Linked DNA regions of Homo sapiens: region 1 is linked to region 2. The links are chromatin loops, found by intact Hi-C in ENCODE. Cell type or tissue: pancreas. All regions are shown on one strand. Each heading gives the region's core, and the rest is flanking DNA. Links, peaks and the distances in the headings are about the cores only. Region 1 overlaps NDEL1 (nudE neurodevelopment protein 1 like 1). Region 2 holds the start of LOC102724262 (a long non-coding RNA gene).

The links. Hi-C counts contacts between places; a loop is a spot of excess contacts. Peaks named below come from ENCODE experiments on the same cell type or tissue, not always from the same donor. Only the 100,000 strongest peaks of a DNase experiment are listed, where the experiment ranks them.
Region 1: a loop joins it to region 2, with 4 times the contacts of the local background. A loop is called at or near these places in 2 of 110 quality-filtered maps.

What each region holds. Positions count from the first base shown.
Region 1 is chr17:8,443,372-8,446,171 of GRCh38, reverse strand. It overlaps NDEL1 (nudE neurodevelopment protein 1 like 1), which reads right to left. Exons shown (of 9, transcript NM_030808.5): 2 at 1,815-1,912; 3 at 308-461. The coding sequence starts at 1,900. Among named protein-coding and RNA genes, the nearest start is that of NDEL1, 8.9 kb to the right of the region's middle. RefSeq lists a silencer at 1,384-1,584. In pancreas, for the core only: no CTCF peak of the experiment used is centred there; no DNase peak of the experiment used is centred there.
Region 2 is chr17:8,503,783-8,506,582 of GRCh38, reverse strand. MYH10 (myosin heavy chain 10) reads left to right here. Exons shown (of 43, transcript NM_001256012.3): 27 at 94-265; 28 at 1,677-1,889. It overlaps LOC102724262 (a long non-coding RNA gene), which reads right to left and starts at 1,679. Exons shown (of 5, transcript XR_934210.3): 1 at 1,213-1,679; 2 at 1-392. In pancreas, for the core only: no CTCF peak of the experiment used is centred there; no DNase peak of the experiment used is centred there.

The DNA.
Region 1 (2,800 bases), core at 230-2,729, 61 kb after region 2:
TGAGGCAACCTATCTGTCAAAACAAATAATCAGGCAGCTTTTGAAAATTATAGGAACTATAATATAATATAGCTAGGAACATTATAGCTAGAAAAGTGACAACTACAAAGTTTCTAAGTGAACTCCTAAACTCTAAACCACCTTTTCCCCTGGTTCCGTGAAAGAAAACATTTTATTCAAAAATTCACTTTAAGCGTTTTTTTCAAACTATTTTTTGTCGCCAGCTGCTCTTAAGCACCTGAAAAACATATTTCTCATTTTAATAAAACTCAACACATTAGACCCCAGCGTCTACTGCTGCAATTACCTTTAATGCCTCCACTTCATATTTCAGTCTTTGGTTATCAGCCTGCAAGTCTCTATTTCTTTGTTCAGCCTGTACTAATTGTGCCTCCAACTCTGCTTCTAATTCTCTGCTTCCTTCCTGGAATTCAACTAGCTCATCCCGAGCTTCCTGGAAGCTAATCAGAAACAAAGTGGGAAAGACGAGTTACACTAAGAACCACAAGGATTGTCTTGGAGGTGATTATAGAGCAATTCGATAATTTTTGCTTGAATGCTAATGCTCTCATAAAATATACTAAAGACAATCTGTTTTGCATCTCTTACTGTATATATTCAGGGTTCAATGAAAACGACAAGCCCAAAAAGGAGCCACAAGTCAGTGATTACAATATTTATGAAAAGTAAGGCTACGTGGCTCAATACCATTAGCTTCTTCCACCACAGAACTCAGATGCGAGAAAAATGCATTTTTACTTTCATTAAAGTAACAAATTTGGCATTTCCTTCTACCATATTCAACAGAAATCACACATATTTTCACATCACAATAGAATCGTTGCATGTATCTCTAAATATATTTATTTTCATGACTATTTCAAAATTAGGTAGTTATTACATTCACTTCTGTATCTTTTTTTATTTAATGCATTAATAGAGAAGTACATGTTACTATGCCATAAATTAGTTTAATATTTAGATAACTTTTTTCAATATAATTGATTTTCTTTGTAATTCTATTATTCTATGCATTTAAAAATATTATGCTGAGGAGTCCACAGGCTACCCCAGCCCATTAAGACATCTATGACACAGAAAAAGATTAAGAACCCTGCCATAGATACACACCTTTCATATCCACTGGCACAATAGAATAACTGACTTCGGTGATAATAATGAAAGGGCAGTAAAAGGTTTGATAAGACTTAGTAAACTCTGTTAACCAAAATAGGAAAATGTATCAATATTTTATTTAGCAAGATCCCATTTTTAAAAAAGAAATTTGAGACAAGTTTTGTTGCTTAAAAGGTTGTTGCCTGAAAGTTCTCCCAACCAAATAACTGAAATTTTATAAAACGTTCCATGCCCCTGAAGCTTCTCCCCCTCCCTCAAAGCTTTGCTGGCTCCAGACACTGATCATGCTTGCCTGAGGAGAACGTAAAGTCTGTTCTATGGAGCCCCAGACAGCTTATCAGAATCTCCAAATGACCAAAATGATGAGGCAGAATCAGTGCATGCAAAACGGGCCAAAGATGGCCCCGCCTACTAAAAAGCATAGAACAGGTAACAATCAGAAGAAATCATAAATGACAGTTTTCCTACTATTTTAATAATTTGAACAATATAAAGACTTATGGCATGTTTACACTATTTAAATACAACCCATGTGGTGACTGTTTGTAGAATCTCAATCCTAGAATCCTAAATCTGCAATTCTAAATTTAGCTTTATGTTAAAAAGAAAAATGCACAAACAAGACACGGTGTATTCCAAATGCCCTCCCCTACTTTTAGTGTGCTTTCCAACATTACCTTTGCTTATACTTCAAGGAAAGTTCCTTCCAATAAGCAGTTTCCTCCTTTAAACTTGAAAAATCTGGTATATCTTCACCATCCATGATCAAGAAAGCCTGTGAAATATTAAAGACAAACTTAACAAATTAGAGAACAGAGAAATCTAAGCACAAGCATAAAATCTGGGACAACACTGAACTGCAGCATTTTGGAGGGAATAAAACATGAGAGATTCCAGTGGTTAACTCTCTTCAAACTCAGGCACGTCAATCACTCCACTGCTCCACTCTCAGGGACCACCAATATTGTGAATGAGATCATGACAAAGGTCCTTTGATACAAAGCGACAGGAGGCACTTTTGGTTGCAGCATAGGCGCTGGGTGACTTGGGCCCACAGAATCATCCTGCACACAGAGTTGCAGCAGTTGGTTTAAGGCCACGTGGTCTTCTGCGAATCGGGAGACAGAAACAAGCTTATTGTCAGAGATGCTGCTACCGCATGCATGCTGCCCTTCCCAGGTATACAACTGCTTCAAAACATCTGCTTGGAACATTTTATGCCAGGTGACCCTACTAGAAAATCAGGCACCACATTCCCAATAATTTACTATTATCAAATCTCTAAAAACCTCCTGTTAATCATCTTTTAAGTCCAAAGCTTCCTTCCAAAAGCCCACTAATCTCCAACTTCAATGATCTCTCTCTCTCATCCTGGTTCTTCTCTCCCAAGGCATTCAGAGAGGAGAAAAAAAGCGATTTAATTAACTAACATTTGGACTGGCTACCTACAACTCCCAACTGATCGTCAGGCCCACTCTAGAGGCATGCCTACTGCTTCCTAGCACCCCCTCCCCAGGCATCCCACTCTATATTCTGGCAGTACTGTTCGAAACTGTCTTAACACACCAGGCTCTTTCAGGCATGGAAAACTACTCCAGGTTTTCTCTACCTGGAGTGGCTCCCCTAAATAGGAAAACTACTATTTATCCTTAAAACCTAATTG
Region 2 (2,800 bases), core at 52-2,551:
GCTTATTTTCAACTTGGATCAGTCTGTATTTTAGTTTATTCCTGTGGTGAGTCACTCGGTGTGTTGAAGAGCTTCTTATGTCTTACCTTAAAGAACGCTTAAAGAAGGAAGAAAAGACTCGTCAGGAACTGGAAAAGGCCAAAAGAAAACTCGACGGGGAGACGACCGACCTGCAGGACCAGATCGCAGAGCTGCAGGCGCAGATTGATGAGCTCAAGCTGCAGCTGGCCAAGAAGGAGGAGGAGCTGCAGGGCGCACTGGCCAGGTCTGCAGCCCAGCAGCTGCGCTGCACGGGAGCCCATGGGGCTGAGTTTCAGCAGACTTTGTTATGTTCGGGAGCATTCAAAAACCCTGGGAGAGTGAGATGGGGTTTGCTTGCTGTTTGGTGTGACCTGAGAAAGTGAAAAGCCCAGGCGTACAGAATTTGTGTCAGGACAGCAAGAAAGTCTCATAAACCATCTCAATATTTATACTTTAAAATGACAAATTATATTATGAAACCCTTGGAAATTCACACCAGAACAAATTATTTCACTATAACAAATGTTTTGGTCTCTGTACATTACAGATTAACTGTAGTATGTTTTATTTATTTTTTTTTTTTGAATGGAGTCTCACTCTGTCACCCAGGCTGGAGTGCAGTGGTGCAATCTCAGCTCACTGCAAACTCCACTTCCTGGGTTCAAGCAATTCTCGTGCCTCAGCCTCCCGACTAGCTGGGATTACACGTGTGCACCACCACACTGGCTAATTTTTGTATTTTTAGTAGAGATGGGGTTCCACCATGTTGGTCAGGCTGGTCCCAAACTCCTGACCCCAAGTGATCCACCTGACTTGGCCTCCCAAAGTGCTGGGATTACAGGCGTGAGCCACCTCACCCAGCCTGTAGTATGTTTTAGAACTTGAAGGGAAATCACTTTTCAAAAATTATATTTCTCCACTGAGAGCATGATTCAATAATCAGTTCTAAACCATTCAGTTTAGAATGCAAATCAGATGTAATAAATATATGTCTAATGTTTCATTTCTTTATAAAGAATAACTATTTGGCTACATGGTTGTAATACTTGGAGTTTATAATGTGTTACAATCAAAATCTTTCAAGAAAAATCTCCCTTACCTCAAACATCCCAACTATTCCCAATCAGAAAAATCTTCCAACATTTTAAACCACAGACATAAACAAAAAGATGCCCTATGGAAGAGAGGCACCTGGAGGGTATGAGGATGAGAGCCTCTTTCTTCTACTGTGTTCTTTGAGCATCCCTGGTTTGGCTGGGTTCCGGTGTGATGAGGAGGTCACTCCTTCATAGTTAGAAGCAGATTTTTAACTATAACAGCCTTTGACTTCAGAGAAAATGTTTTCATATTCTAAGGGCTAAAGTAAGAGTGTCCTACCTTTTAATGGAGAAGCATGGTCGTTTGGAAAGGGGGCTGGGGCTGGAATCTAGTTCTGGCTCTGCCACCATTAGCTTTGGGGCCTTCAGCAAGGCCTCTACCTGAGAACCTCCTCCTGCCCTAGCAGGTGCTGAGCATCTGCACCAGCCTCAGGCCCCAGGAGGAGGGATGTGGGGCTGGGGTCTCGTGGAGAGGTGCTCAGGGGCTGGGGCTCGCCTGAGAAACAGGCCATCCGGGTGCCATCTCTGAGTGCCTCTTGCGCCTGGGTGTTTTAACAGAGGTGATGATGAAACACTCCATAAGAACAATGCCCTTAAAGTTGTGCGAGAGCTACAAGCCCAAATTGCTGAACTTCAGGAAGACTTTGAATCCGAGAAGGCTTCACGGAACAAGGCCGAAAAGCAGAAAAGGGACTTGAGTGAGGAACTGGAAGCTCTGAAAACAGAGCTGGAGGACACGCTGGACACCACGGCAGCCCAGCAGGAACTACGGTGAGTGTGGGAGAGGAAGCAGGGCCCGGGCGCCTGCCGACCTCTCCACCGAGCCCGTGCAGAAATGCCTGGTGTGCTTGCTATCTTTGGGAGGTGGTGTGCTTTTCCTTGTGATGGCAGGTGGAACGGTGATTAAATGGTAATGGTTAGAAACAGACCAGCCTATGGGTAGAAATACCTGTGCAGGGGTGGGTGGGTAAACCAGCAGACTGAGGGACACAGAGGGAGATGGATGTGATCGGAAAAGCTGTGGTCAGTGATGGATATCTAGGGGGAGAGAGTGACAACTACACAGAGCAGGGGGCAGTGAAAAGAGATTTAGATAGATAGGACCAGAGGGAGAAGGGTAAACACAGGAATAGGAGGAGATACCCAGGAGGCCAGGCACACATGCTGGCAGTGCTAGGTGGTGTGAACGGTGTAGGTAACCAGCTGAAAAGGGAAGGGTGCCTTCACAAGGGTGAGAAGAAGGCTGGTGCACGCACTGGGACAGAGTGTGCAGTGGGCAGAGGCATATGCAGCATCATGAGCCAGCAGCCAGGGCGGGCATGAAAAAAGTGACGAGCATAGGTGAACATGGCCAGAGAAGGCTCCTGGGTAGAAAGCTGCAGTGTGGCAGCCCACGAGTCGCAGGAGAGCCTTAGCAGTGAGCCGGTACGCAGGCCTGGAGGTGCTGGCCTGCGGCTCCCACGGACTCATAGGTGTCATCACTGTGGAGAGCAGCATGGGGGGTGTGCCAGCTTGCTGTCCTGGCAGAGGCCATCTGCTCCCTCCCAGACTCACACTGCCAAGTGCCTCAGGGCCACCCCAGGAGTCCTAGCCAGAAGGGAACCCTCGTGCCTTGGCTGGCTGCAGGCACACCTGCTGGCTCTTCCAGGGTATGAATGATGGAAAGGATAGCCCATCACCCT